Linked DNA regions of Homo sapiens: region 2 is linked to region 1. A link is an interaction called in ENCODE POLR2A ChIA-PET data of the cell type or tissue named here. Cell type or tissue: Panc1. All regions are shown on one strand. Each heading gives the region's core, and the rest is flanking DNA. Links, peaks and the distances in the headings are about the cores only.

What was found. Peaks named below come from ENCODE experiments on the same cell type or tissue, not always from the same donor. Only the 100,000 strongest peaks of a DNase experiment are listed, where the experiment ranks them.
Region 2: POLR2A ChIA-PET joins it to region 1 with 6 read pairs; 2 of 35 experiments call an interaction of 5 or more read pairs at or near these places.

What each region holds. Positions count from the first base shown.
Region 1 is chr15:100,755,208-100,762,565 of GRCh38, forward strand. The region is part of intron 2 of LOC105371024 (a long non-coding RNA gene); the gene reads left to right. Among named protein-coding and RNA genes, the nearest start is that of GCAWKR, 91 kb to the right of the region's middle. In Panc1, for the core only: no CTCF peak of the experiment used is centred there; a DNase peak (open chromatin) is centred at 4,584; H3K4me3 peaks cover 1,306 bases; H3K27ac peaks cover 2,902 bases.
Region 2 is chr15:100,653,720-100,661,077 of GRCh38, forward strand. No RefSeq gene overlaps it. Among named protein-coding and RNA genes, the nearest start is that of ASB7, 55 kb to the left of the region's middle. In Panc1, for the core only: no CTCF peak of the experiment used is centred there; no DNase peak of the experiment used is centred there.

The sequences.
Region 1 (7,358 bases), core at 2,306-6,305:
TATCTTGTGTATTTCCTGCTCCACACCTGGATCCAGACATTTCTTCAAAGAGCCTGATTTCTTTTGGTGAAAAATGGAATTTAGAGACCAAAATCGAGGCATTTGTGGTGTTTATCACTCGTCGGCTGATCATTGTTTCTAGGCCTTTGTGAACAAATGGAACAAGGAAATACATTTTTCTTAAAGGAAACACATTATGAGTTTATTCTGATATCTTCAGATTCAAATTTAGTATTACAAAGATTTTACATTGGACCTCTTTTATTTAAAATCTTGATTCCTAACATTTGTACGGTTATTTACTTCATGTTAGCATATACATAAGCTTGAGAACATCAATTCCCAAATGATTTCTAGCAACATGATTAGTAACAATTAAGATTTCTTTGCAGTTACTTTTTTTGGTCATTGGGGTATACCGCACTAGAAATGTTCCATAGAATTACTGTGTTTTAAAATATACCCCTCTGTATGGCTAGGACATTAAGTCAATACAGAGACTTATTTCATTAAATCTGACTTTTTATTTTCACAAATTACTTTATAAATGTTCCTCATATTTCACTTTATGTAGAACATTTATATTGCACAAAAACAAAAGTTTCTCTTTAAAAATGTATTCTTCAATTGTTTTTTCTTCACAAAATGATATATTCTGGAGATTGTCTTTAGCAATGCATAGAGAGAGTCCTCATTTCTCTTAACATCTGAATAATTCTCCATTGAGTAGAAGTACTATAGTTTGAACACTAACTTTATATGATTGTATTTGTGGACATTTTAATTGTTTCCTGTCTTTTAATATAACCATGCATGTTTAAAAAACATTTTGGGAATATGTATTTGTAATAGATTTCTAAAGGGAGATTTCTGGATCAAATGCTTGTGTAATTTTGCTAAATATTTCAAAATTTCTTTTCATAGTGTTGAATAATTTTTTCTTACTCCCACCAGCACTAAGTTTCTCATCAAACTTTTGGATTTTTGTCCCTTAAATGTAAGAATAATACTCATTATAGTTTTCATTTAAATTTCTCTTATTGTGAAGGTGGTTAATCAATGTGCATGTGGATGAGGGCTATTTGCATTTTTTTCTGATATATCTGCTCATAGCTCTGGCTTATTTTTCTATGAGATTCTTAGTCTTTTTCTTCTCTCTTTTAAGAAACTCTTTCACAATCTATTTTTCCTTTTTCATTTATTTATGGTGTTTTTGTTTGTTTTTTTTTTCATGCAAAAGTTTTCCTCTGTTTATATGCTGTCAAATTTGTCAGTCTTTTCCTTAATTGCTTCTGGATTTTCAGTCATAGTTTAGGAACATTTTTCCCCCACCCTGAATTATCAGTAATTTATTCATTTTTTATTTTATATGATTTCTTATTATTCCATAATATTAAATATTTAATCTCTGAACTAATAAGAAGTTATCTTTGTATACAGGGTGAGAAACAAATCAGTTTTCTCTTTTTTTTCTGTAGCTATGCAGGTATTATTCCAGTGCCACTTATTTTAAAAGTCTATTTTTTCTCCACTGATTTGAGATGCTTCCTTTGGTGTATATTAAATTTCCATGAGCGGTTGAGCCTATTTCTGGATTTTTCTATTCTGTCCCATCAGTCTGTGCACCAGTTCTATACTGTTCTTTTAAATGATAAAAACTTTGTAATATGTTTTAATATTTGGTAACGCTAGTTTCTCCACATTGTTTTTTCAGATTTTCCTGGCTATTTCTGCTTGTTTGTGCTTCAATTAAACCTTTGAATCAGCTTGCCTAGCTCCAGAAAAAAAGCCATAATATTTATTGAGAACATGCCAAATTTATAAATTATTTTAAAATAAATTGATATCTTTTTGATGTTCAGTCTTCCTATCTACGAACATGGTATATCTCTCAATTTCCTTAATTACACTTTTGCATCTTTCACAAAAGTTTCATATTTTCCTTGAATAGGTTGCACATTTCTCATTAAGTTTACACTAAGGTCTTTTTTCTCCCTATCAGAAATGAGATCTTCCCTTTTATTATTCCTCCTAGATGGCCTTTGTTTATAGATATGGAGGCTTTGGCTCCTGTTTATTCATTTCATAGCCTGCTATTTTACTGAATTGTCTTATGGTTTGCCTTAGCTTTTCCAGTGATTATTTGGGGACTCTCCTAATATATCATCATATCATCTACACAGATTTTTTTTTATTGTTATTGTTTCCTTTCAAATTGATCTGCTTGTAGTTATTTCCTCTTTTTCTTTCTTTGGCTAATCCCTCCAATACAACTTTATACAGTAATGATGATAGTGAACATCTTTGCCTTGGTCCTGATTTCCTGATTCTATTTGCTTAGATTTTCTTTAACATTTTCCTATCAATGTTAGTGAGTGAGATTGGTCTGTAGTTTTACTTTTAGTTAAACTCTTTGTCAAGTTTTCAAACCAGTAATACTCTTGGCTTTGTAAATAATTGGAAGTTTCCCTCTTTTCCTGTGGAGTGGAGTAATTTGAGAAGCACTGAGAAATGATTTGGACTTGATGCCCTTTGGGGGCGTCTAGGAGGAGCTCTAACTATTTTCTCTATCACTTCTATGATCATTGGTCTGTTCAGACTTTTGGAAGAAAAGACTTTAGAGGAACTACTTCTGAAGAGTTGTTACTTGTGGGAATTGAAGAAAGAAATGCAAATATTCTTTGTAGCTCAGGAACCATGGAAACTGGTTTTATTGGAATATGACTTTGCTTTTATGCCTCAAACACTTAGAAAGAAGGAATAGTTTTTCCTCACAACTTGGTGTTAGTACTTCTTGGAATTAAAATGTCATGGAGAATATGTTATGAAACAGATAGTGCTCTGTAAGTCCCATCTTTTCTTGGGAACAAATATTAATATGAATTCCTATGTATGTATTACAGGAAAGCTGGGGCTCCAAAGAGCACCAAGTACATACTTTTCTTTCTTTCTTTTTTTTTTTTGAGACAGAGTCTCGCTCTGTTGCCCAGACTGGAATGCAGTGGCTCAGTCTTGGCTCACTGCAACCGCTGCCTCCCAGGTTCAAGTGATTTTCCTGCCTCAGCCTCCTGAGTAGCTGGGATTACAGGTGCCTGCCACCACACCCAGCTAATTTCGTTTTTGTATTTTTAGTAGAGACGGGGTTTTACCGTGTTGGCCAGGCTGGTCTCGAACTCCTGACCTCAGGTGACCTGCCCGCTTCAGCCTCCCAAAGTGCTAGGATTACAGGAGTGAGCCACAGCCCCTGGCCACAGTAAATGTTTAATGAATGTTCTTTTTTTGACCGGGAATCTGACTCTGTCACCCAGGGTGGAGTGCAGCAGTGCCATCTCAGCTCATTGCAACGTTTCCGCCTACCCCGGGTTCAAGTGATTCTCCTGCCTCAGCCTCCAGAGTAGCTGGGATTAGAGACACCTGCCACCACGCCTGGCTAATTTTTTTTTTTTTTCTATTTTTAGTAGAGATGGGGTTTCTCCATGTTGGCCAAGCTGGTCTCGAACTCTTGACCTCAGGTGACCCGCCCACCAAGGCCTCCCAAATGCTGGGATTATGGCCATGAGCTGCCACACCCGGCCTGTATGCTTCAACTTCATGTCATTTCAGGAGTTAAGTAAATAGATCAATGTTTAATTTTGTTTAAAATCTCTAGTAGAGTTAATAATGCATTAAAATTATGATGATTATTTTTGAACTCTCTTGTTGACATTTGCCAAATTAGGATAGTTTAATTATTTGGGGTTTGCAATTTTGCGCTGAAAGGCACATCATGGGGTTTAAGTGCCGTTTCTGTTTTACTCTTAAGAGATCACAATCCTCCACTCTTACTCCTCACTTGCTTTTTCTCTAGATAATAATTTCCACTAGAACTTTGGGGAGCTCAGCAGATGCAATTGGATTTTTTTGTCCAAACTAATGACTTGTTTCTGGAAAGAAAACTGTTACCATCAACGGGATTCTTTTTCTTTTTTAAAACATTATACAGTGTTTGGTTCAGGCCAGCGGTGTGGGATGGGATTTAGTCTCCGGATTTGCCAAGATGTTTATGCAGCAGGAATGTTACTTATGTAAGCCTGGAAGCGCTCCTGATGTGCTATAGCCTCCTCTTCCATCACAGCTTTTTTTCATTAAGAAGTTGATCTTCCTTTCATGATACCACATTAAGTGGCTGAAAGGAAAAGAAAAAAATTGTTTACTGTACTAAATAACCTAACTCTCCGCAAAGCATCCATTTGGTTAAAGGAACTGCAAGGAGCTCTGGAAAACGGGGCTGAGAATTGTTTTGATGCTCTCAGCTTGGCCCCTCACTCACTTCCTGTTGCTCTCTAGTTGCAATCAAACTCATATGTGGGAAAATAGAAAATGCTTTTAAAAGAAAAGAAAGATGAATTCACAAACAAGCAAAACACCCTCTTTTACATTTTTTCTGGGGACTGAAATTTCCATGTAATGGAAAAGTGTCAAATGAGAGAAATCATCAACGCTAAACATGAATGAAACACAAATAAAAGCTATATGTGAGAAGCTAAGGAAGAAAAGGGTTAAACTCACCCTGCCACAGATGAGTAAATATCTACATGTTTATATAACCAACCAACAAACTCACTGAGAGCAAACAGGACATTGTGAGGTGAAAACAGAGCTGTGAAAGTCGGACACTCCCAGCCCTCCCGGCTTATCTCATCCTCTGCTTTTCTGTGGATGCTGCCCTATGAGTCAGACGAGATGAGAAACTTTAATCATTCTAAGCAGATGTGTATCAGCACTCTCTGATAAAAGCATGCCAGCACACTGCACCAGTCTGTATCGGCACCCATCCTCCAACAAAGCAATGGTCCCTCAACCAAGACGGTAACAGCTCAGGTTAGACTAGCCCAGCGACCCCTCCCTGGGCTGTTCTGTGACATCAGCAGTGCAGAGACGGAGATTCTTCGCAGAGGGTCCTAGGCTGGGCTTGAAGCATCAGTAGGTGTTTACCTTCTGCCCGTAGCTGTATGAACTTTCTGAATGTTGGAGGTGTGCTGCTACGTTGACGTGGTTTTCACGTGTGGGCAGTGAGTGAGGCTAGGGCCACAGTCCTGAGAAGTGGCCTCTTGCTTGAAAAAAACTGTCATTTTCATTGGACAAGAGGTGCAGCCTCAGCCCAGAAACATCATGGGGGTGGGAGTCCCTATTATTTCTTCCTTAATTATCTCTCCAACTAATATTGAGCAGCTAGATACTGGCAGGGCTGCCACATACGGCTGTGCAAGCTGCATACTGGACAAGGGTGCTGTATCCGAGACATTATTCCCACGGTAGCTGTCATAGATTTGCATGTTTATTGTGTTGATTTTCTGGAGGACACCAGGAAAGTACCTTGAATCAGGAAGTCCTGTTCCCAAGTTTCATAAAAGAGCTATATGTGCTTGAGGGACTGTGTGCACAGGGCTGGGTGTGCAGATCCAAAGATGCAGGGGAGCACAGGAGCCTTCCAGGGTTCTGGATTTTGTTGTATGTGCACCAAGGCCAAGGGGGCTAGGTGGCGAGGACCCTGCAGGATCTCCTGGGATCAAGGAAAGAGGAGGACCCTGGCCTCCCAGGACCAGGCCCCTAAAACAAGTCATATATATTGGACAGTCTGTTGAGTGGCACTACCCTATAGAAACACAACGTGAGCTGTAAATACCAGCCACGTGTCATTTCAAAGCTTCTGGTAGCCATATTTTTAAAGTGAAAAGAAACAGATTCTAATGTATATATTATCTATTATGTTAGATATATTAGATATACATATATCTAATATATATTATGTTATCTATATATCTGATATATATCTAATATCTAAGATATTATTATATATAAAAATACATATATAAATTTTGGTACAAAGTCTTTGAAATCCAGTGTGGATTTTACACTCTCAGGACATGCCAATCTGGACTAGCCACACTTAAAGGGCCCGGTTGCCTGCTGTATCTGGTGGCCCCCAGCTGCTTGTACATCTCTGGAGTCTTGCTAGCTACCATTTGAATCCTCTCTCCAGCTGAGGGTGCAGCCTCCCTTCTTGGAGCAGTCTAAGCCTTGGGTCTCTAAAGGGCCAAAAGTGTGGATGAGTGTTGGGGGTCCTTGGGCAGCCGCACCCAATGGTGTTGTGGGGCTCAAGCAGGTGGGTGCTCCTGCCCACCCCTGTGCCACACCCTGAATCACTTCCCTGGTCAGCCCCGGGGCCTGGGTGTACTTGGTTGAGTAAGTCAGCACTTTTGGGAGATGCAAGGCAAATAGAAACCCGGGACCCGGTGCTGTTCTCATCTGAGGAAGAAACCACCACAAACCACTCTTTAAGGAGCCACATGAGTGAGCAAGTTCAGAGACACAAGCAGCCACAGAACTGCGTGGCCTCCCTCCAAAACGCTAATGACGATGGTGGTCACAGTGCCATGACCACAGTTCCAGGCGTGGTGCTCGGCACTGTATCTGATTTCCACAATGCACACCAGCTCCTTGGGAGGTAGATCTTAGCACCCTGCCTTGTGAGGAGGAAGCAGAGACTCAGAAAGACAAGTGTATTGCTCAGGGTCTCATGATCCAGGCAGGGAGGCTGGCAAAGCCTCCACAGCGTCTGCTGCCTCTTCCGGGTCACCAGCAGCTGGACATGAATAGAGGTGTTATTTACACGGTCCAAAACGTTGGCCAAATCCACTGGGCAGGGTTGCCTTGGTGACCTGTTGTCCCATAGAGTCTGGCATCATTGCCAGAGCCTGCAAAAACAAAGTTAGACTGAGGTTTAGATGGCTTCGTGTGGAAGCTTCCCTGCTCATCCCTACATGTGGCACAGTATCCTGAAAGAGAAGAGCCATTGGAGTCTGTTTCAATTCTTCTCTGGGTTCATTTGGGACACTTGGGAGCAGGTGGAAGGTGCCTTGTCCCTGGCCAGGTGTAAGTCAGATCTCAGCTGTCACCTGTGAGGGCAGCCAGGACGTGGGACGGGCTTGGAGAGGAAGAGAAAGGAATGTGGGGTGATGAGACAAAGGAAGAAGAGGAGAGAGAGAGAGAGAGTGTGTGTTTCATGTGTGTTTCAGAAACAGATTGACAGTGTCAGGAGCTGAAAGAAGATGAGGACCAGTCAGCGCAGGGAGGCGAATTTTGAGAAATACCCAGCGGAGTGCTCTGAGTTGAGGCTTAGAGAAGAGACAAAAGGTTTGCAAAGCAGAGAAAGTCAGGGATTCGAACTGTGGGTGGGTGGCCCTGGGGTAGAGCCAGGGCGCCTGGGTGCAGAAATGTACTCCATGCAAGAACTTTCTGGCGGGCACAGTCGGAGGAGGGGCTGCCTCAGCAGGATGTGTTCCCCACCCCCGGAGGTGGATAAGTTTGCGCATAGT
Region 2 (7,358 bases), core at 1,181-5,180, 100 kb before region 1:
TTGGACAATGACATTCAGTTTAAGTTGAGACATTTGGTTATGTGATGAGTAGACTGACACAGAAGTACTCCAGCTGCAGAGATTTCCTATTTTATCTGGCAAATGTAGTCATATTTTTCTTGCTGCTCAGTTTTGAGTTAATGTTGCTTTCCTTCCTCTGATAGTTTTAGGTCAGGTCACTTCTTAGTTTTCTTTTTCTTTACCAGAAAAAAGAACACTTGTGGGGCATGGACTTACTGTACATGACCATTTTAGATTTCTCTAGAGAGCTTCTAGATTTTCCCTCTCTTAATTCTGGTCACTTAACCCTTTAGTGAGGTACATGCCTGTGTACAAGGTGTAGGCTCAGCCTCATGAGGTTGTTTTAGTGTGCTGATTTTAGAGTTCCCAAATGGCTTATTTTCTCTGCCTTACCTGGGTAGAAATATAGCTTATCATTTTGGAAGAATGCCTCATTAGTTGGCTACAGCCATTTCCCATCTTGGGTAGAGCCAGAGAACAAATTACATTTCTTCCTGGTTTAACTGGCGCTCTTAAGTCATTTGCTATGAGTCCACTGGGCAGAGAGTTCCTTGAAGACAGACACTGGGTCTTGTTTGCCTGACCCTTGAACAGTATTTGCCAGCAGAATCCATTTTCTAGGGCCTCAGTGGCATGTGGCATTTGGTCCCTAGCGTGTTAACTTTGTTCCTTCAAGGCTCCAAGGAAACGGGGGCCAGGTCGTTCATAGCTTTAAGTCTCAGGTAAGTATGTCCCTCCTAATTCCTGCCACTGTTGCCTTTGGCTCTTCCTTCTTCCCTCCGCCGCCTCCCTTCAGCCTCCCTGCTGTCAGCGTCACCTGGCAGTGGAACCTAGCTACTGGTCTCGTATGGGCACTAAGACCTTCAGCAGAGACCACTGGATTCTGGTTGCCAGGAATTGTATCAGTCAGGATTCTCCCTCCCTGAGCCCCCATGGCGCTACGAGCCCCCAAAGGAGGCAGGGCAAGCCACACTCTGGATGGCTGACTCAGAGCTGCCCCCAGGCACCTGCGGCTCGCTGGAGTATCCGTGCAGGCTCCAGCTGTGCTTGGACAGCACTCTCCGTGAAGCTGGATGGGGACTGACATGCAGCCCCCGCCCCATCTCTACTCCATGTTGCTTTTTCTCCAGTGTTTCATATACGTCATGGGTGGTATCATTCTTACATAGGAAAGCCCTGGCCGACTCGGTCCTTGTTTGACCATTTCTGCCCTCTTTAGTACCTGCCTGGCACGGTGCCTTTCACACTGTGGATACTCCCACAGATTTTCAAGTGAATCCTTGTCCAAACCCTTCCTTGGGCAGGTGGGAAAGCCAGGCCTTCTTACGCTCCTAGCTGGTCCTCACCATCCCTGAATTGGTGTCACTCCTCTCCTGCTGGATCAGTTGTTTTCCACGGAATGGAAATCATCCCGTAATGAAGACAGAAATAAGAGAGTGAGACCCGTTTTGGCAGAAGTTGGCAAGGCTTAGGATTTCACATGTTATGCTTCCTGGATTTAAAGCCCACACATCTATAAAATGCCTGTAATTTCCTATAAAATGTGACCCAAGAGTTCAGCTTTAGCCTCCACCATGCCTTTCGTATAATCTTTTTTTTTTTTTTAATTGAGACGGAGCCTCGCTCTGTCACCCAGGCTGGAGTGCAGTGGTGTGATCTCGACTCACTGCAACCTCTGCCACCCGGGTTTGAGCGATTCCCATGCCTCAGCCTCCCAAGTAGCTGGGACTGCAGGTGCACACCACCATGCCCGGCTAATTTTTTTGTATTTTTAGTAGGTACAGGGTTTAGCCATGTTGGCCAGGCTGGTCTCGAACTCCTGACCTAAGGTGATCTGCCCGCCTCAGCCCCCGCAAAGTGCTGGGATTACAGGCGTGAGCCACCGCACCTAGCCGTCTTTCGGATAATCTTGACTAAAAGGAAACGTCTTGGGTTCTAGGACTCCCTTAGGAACTCCATGTGTCCTTCGCCGGCCTCAGGAGTGTGGCAGTAAGAGTTACTTCCTAGGCAAGGATGCTGCCGCTCTCAGCTCTGCCTGTCCACTGTTGATGAGGTGGGCAGGATAACTGAACACATAAGCCTGCACACACAGGCCAGTGGCATGCATACTTGGCTTGCTTTTTCTTTTAGCTTTCATGACAGGCAGCTAAGAGATTGATATACTGCCATCCTTTCATCATTTTTTACGATCCCTCACATTTATAACACACGCTTCCACTGAAAAGAGAAAAAGAGACTTGGGGAGGAGTAGAGAGAAGAACTTGGATATTTCATCTTAAAATAAAGTTGAAATAAATATCCTTGTATCTGATAGCACCCGTTGGGTGGTTGTATACATTTTACAGTTGACATTTACTTATGTGGAGTCTTCTCCTGACGTTTCTATAAGAAGCTGATAAATTATCAGTTTGTGAAATCATTAGGCAAGTAAAAAGTAAGATTGCCAATTTCAGTGTGCTGATTTCAAGACTCATGTCATTAGAGTTTATCCTAATTTATCAGCCTTTGAGACTAAGATAGTGATGCTTTATCCCAGAACTGTTGACTCAAATATACTATATGTAGAGCATCTTCAGGTTCTGTGTTTAAAATTACAGTGCACATGTCAATGACAAGGTGATCATGTCTCTTTTGCAACTTCCTGTCAAACCTAATACCAGGTAGATTTGAAAGTCACCACCCCCACCACCCCAGCCTCCCAGCCCCATCCCTGGCAGGTGTTTCTAGGGCATGAGGTGTAGTGGCTCAGCCCTCGCCTGCTGGGGTAATACCAGTGGAGTAGAGATGAACAGCCCTTGCCTCCTACCTATCCTTGTCAGGAGAGCCTTCCCTGAGAGGAATGGAGCGGGACACACAGCAGCAGTCCAACGACAGATTCTAAGGTGGGCCTGGCGCCTGGGATGGAGACAGGCAGCGGTGACAGCAGCAGCATCCTTACCCAGGAGCCCCTCAAAGATGAGGGCACAGCATCTTGTCTGGGGCCAGGAGAGCTCTGCCACCATGCCCTGCCTGCACTGGAGGCCTAGAAAGCAGCTGCTGCTTTGCTACAACCTGTTCAGGACTCATCTTTAGTCCTGCTTCTTGTGAAGTCTGTTCTCAGGATACATTTGTCCTATAATGTGTAAATGACATAAGCTTACCACCCACCGCAAGGGGTGTGTGCGTTTACATTAAAGCCTTAGATGAATGGGGATGAGGTTCTGGTACAAGGCATGCTGGTGCCGGGTGCAGTGGCTCACACCTGTAATCCCAGCATTTTGGGAGGCTGAGGCGGGCAGATCGCTTGAGGTCAGGAGTTTGAGACCAGCCTGGCCAACATGGTGAAACCCCATCTCTACTAAAAATATAAAAAGTTGCCGGGTATGGTGGTGGGTGCCTGTAATCCCAGCTATTAGGGAGGCTGAGGCTGCAAGAATCACTTGAACCCAGAAGGTGGAGGTTGTAGTGAGCTGAGATGGCGCCACTGCACTCCAGCCTGGGCAACAGAGCGAGACTCTGTCTCAAATAAAACAAAAAAGCATGCTGGGGAGGAAACTATAGCTCTGCCTCATCCACATCCACGGAGGGAAGGCTGGGCCTGTAGCTCCTCTTCAGAGAGATCAGCTACAATTGTGCAGGCCAAGGCGGGCTTCATTGTTCACGGCCTGTGGATTTACAGTAACCTATGCTCGAATTTTCTAGACTTTCCATCCCTTTCATCCCACCAGAGGAGGTGGCAGAGAGGCCGGTGCCCAGGCAGGAGTGTAGTCTGTGAGTCTGCGGGCTGGGGAGAACAAAGGACAAGTTTCCATCCTGCTGCACACCCAGTCTGTACCCAGGACAGCAGTGGCCTCTAAGGCCAGCTTCTTTGGGCGTTCCTGTTCCAGTTGGGAGGGTGCCCTTTCCCTCCACCTTCCTTGCCTTTGGGTCTGTCTGTGTCCTTGGGAAACTCCTGGTTGGAAGGGTTGCCCCACAATTCCTCTTTGTAATGAGGAAACTGGTTTGTCTGCCACTTTGGAAGCCCCCTGGAAGGCAGGGATCTGGCCTTAGGCTTGCGGCCCAGCAAAGAGCACGGCGCTGTGTGTGGTCCCTGACTGGCAGATGTTTGGTGAGTGAGGGCAGGCCCCTGGTCCTAACCCTGGTGCCAGGGAGAGAACTGGAAAGGAATCAGTGATTTGTTCATGTACGCACTCCTAACCTACATCCTTCCCATGCGTCCTGACCACCGCCCCCTCCCCACCCCACAGTGGGTGTTCCGGTCATTTCCACAGGTGAAGAGGTGGAGGGGTGTCTTCCCTTCTCTGCCCACTTCCTCAGGGCCCCTCACTGGGACGGCTTCCCCAGGCTCCTGAGCTGGCGTAGCTCACCCTCCTGGCTCCCCATGGGCCTGTTTTGTGACATGTGTCCTGCTCTCCTGCTGTGTGTGTGTGTGTGTGTGTGTGTGTGTGTGTATGTTCATTGTGTGTGTGTGTGTATGTTCATTGTGTGTGTGTGTGTGTGTATGTTCATTTGTGTGTGTGTGTGTGTGTGTGTGTGTGTGTGTGTGTGTGTTCATGCTCCTCGGGGCTCCAAATTCAGGGCTGGGAAGCCCCTCTGAGGGGAGACACATGACCCTTCCCAGGAAGCAGGTCTGTGGCGTTGTCACCATGTCCAAGGGGCCTGTGATCTCAGCAGTGTTAAGCCGCCGCACATGGGTGCCCCTGTGATAGTTCCCGAGCATCTGCCTGCTCTGCTGAGCTTGCCGACGTCAGGTGACTTGAGTGTACCACACAGGGCCTGCCATCTCCTGCCTTCTGGACCTCAGGTCCCCACCCCGAGGCCCTGCCTCAGGCTGGGTGGGTTTGGAGACCTTGGGCCATGTGGGTTCAGAGGCCTCAGGCTGAGTGAGTTCGGAGGCTGCCCCCGTGTTCCCCGAGTTCTCCCCCAGCTCTCTTTATGCTTCTTCACTGAACTCCACATGGGCCCTGTTTTAGATGTGCAGAGAGAGTCTGTCAGCACTCAGGAGGGGGCCTCCAGGCGGGGAGCGAACATCAAGACTGAAAGAGCCTGGAGGGCTCCCCGCTGGTGGCGATGCTGGGCTTGACCCTGGGGCTGCGTTGCTGCCGGTCCACTGTGCCCTCCTTTGCCCCGACGACTTGCAGGCCCCTATGTTGCAATAACCAGGCTGGCTTCCTCTGCAGAAAGGCCTTTGAAGGGAGACTCTCACAGCTGTGAGGGGATGCAACAGCGACGTCGAGTGTCTTGGTGATGAGCTGTGACATTCTGGTCACCAGGGTGTGCTCACCTGCCTGGAAGGAGCCCCCACCCCCAGGAGAGCCACTATGTAACCGATGCCAGGCCCTGCAGTGACTGGTGGCCGGGCAGGGTGGGGATGCCGGCACCTGAGTTCGGTTGCTGCCTCATCCGTGAGCCGGGCTGGCTCCCAGGTGTTGAAGTCCTCGTGGCATGCACTTCTGGACAGCTTTGTGCCTTGAGATAAAAAAGCACAGGCCGGGCGCTGTGGCTCACACCTGTAATCCTAGCACTTTGGGAGGCGGAGGCAGGTGGATTGCCTGAGCTCAGGAGTTCGAGACCAGCCTGGGCAGCACGGTGAAACCTTGTCTCTACTAAAATACAAAAAATTAGCCGGGCTTGGCGGTGTGCGCCTATAGTCCCAGCTACTCCAGAGGCTGAGGCAGGAGAATTGCTAGAACCCGCGAGGCGGAGGTTGCAAGTGAGCCGAGATCGTGCCACTGCACTCCAGCCTGGGCGACAGAGCGAGACTCCGTCTCTAAAAAAAATTTTTAAAAAGCATGTATATAGGCTCCGCGTGGAAACATCCAAACCGTGTGTTATATGAGGAGCCTTTGAGAATTCTGTAGAAACACTTACTCATGAAGCCTATAATTAAGTAACTTTGGCTAGCTTCATGGAAATGCTTGATGTTTAGGAAGTTATTAGAGGGTTCAAAAAAAAAAAACCCTACCCTGAGATTAACCGATACCATTACTTCCTACTCCATCTAACAATTATTTAATTAAAAAGTACTCTAATCACCTTGTGTTTTAGTGGGCAGTAATAAAAAGCCTGCTTAGTAGAAGCTCATCTTTGCATGACATGCACTTTGAGAGATTTTTCAGGTCAGAGTCTATCCCCTGGAAGTGATACAGACCCTGAGAGGAGTCCCACGGTGCTTCTAACTCAAGCCTAACCCCCGTTCGGTTCTGCCCTGGTGTTCCTTACTGCACATGTTCACGAAATCCCAGGAGGGTTTAGAAATGACCCTGGTGAGTGCCGCTAGCTCATTCGACACATACTTTTTGAGCACCTATGCTGAAGGACCAGATTTGTGCCAGCACTTGGAAGGAGCCCGCGTGGGAGCCCAGATGGTGGGCGAGAGGACAGAAGCAGGGCTGGCACGGGAAGATTGGGCTGGGTGGAGATCAGGGCTGGGGCTGTGCGGAGCCGGGGACTTCTACTTTCCAGATTCAAAACGTACGCCATCCCTGGGGTGTGGAATTACGGTGCCATCCCTGGGGTGTAGAATTACGGTGCCATCCCTGGGGTGTGGAATTACGGTGCCATCCCTGGGGTGTGGAATTACGGTGCCATCCCTGGGGTGTGGAATTACGGTACTCTCTGCATTAGTGCAGGTGAGCAAGCATCTGTACCCACTGGAGCGCTTTTTAAAATAGTGCGGGTCCTACCCCCAGAATTTCAGATGCAGCGGTTCTCAGGTGGGGCTTAAGAATCTCCACGTCTATCCGGGCATGGCGGCTCATGCCTGTAATCCCAGCACTTTGGGAGGCTGAGGCAGGCAGATCACCTGAGGTCAGGAGTTCAAGACCAACTTGGCCAACATGATGAAGCTCCATCTCTACTAAGCAGAAAAAAAAAAAAAAATTAGCCAGGCGTGGTGGCATGTGCTTGTAGTCCCAGCTACTCAGGAGGCTGAGCCACAAGAATTGCCTGAGCCCGGGAGGCGGAGGTTGCAGTGAACCAAGATCGTGCCACGGCACTCCAGGCTGGGTGACAAAGTGAGGCTCCGTCTCAAAAAATAAAAAATAATAATCTCCGTGTCTAACAAGCACCCAGGTGAGGTGTGTGCTGTTGGTCTGTGGACCCAACTTAGAACCACTGTGTGAGGGTATTTGGACTGTGAGGTGTGTGCTGTTGGTCTGTGGACCCAACTTAGAACCACTGTGTGAGGGTATTTGGACTCTTTGTAGCAAAGAAAGGACAAGGTAAAAAAAGAAAAAGAAAGAAATCCTACAGTCACTATGAGATGTTAGAAAAGCCACCTATCTGCTTATCCATGAGATGTAAGTAAAGATGCAGTGATTTTTCAGAACCCACACGTGAAACTGAGTCTTTGTATT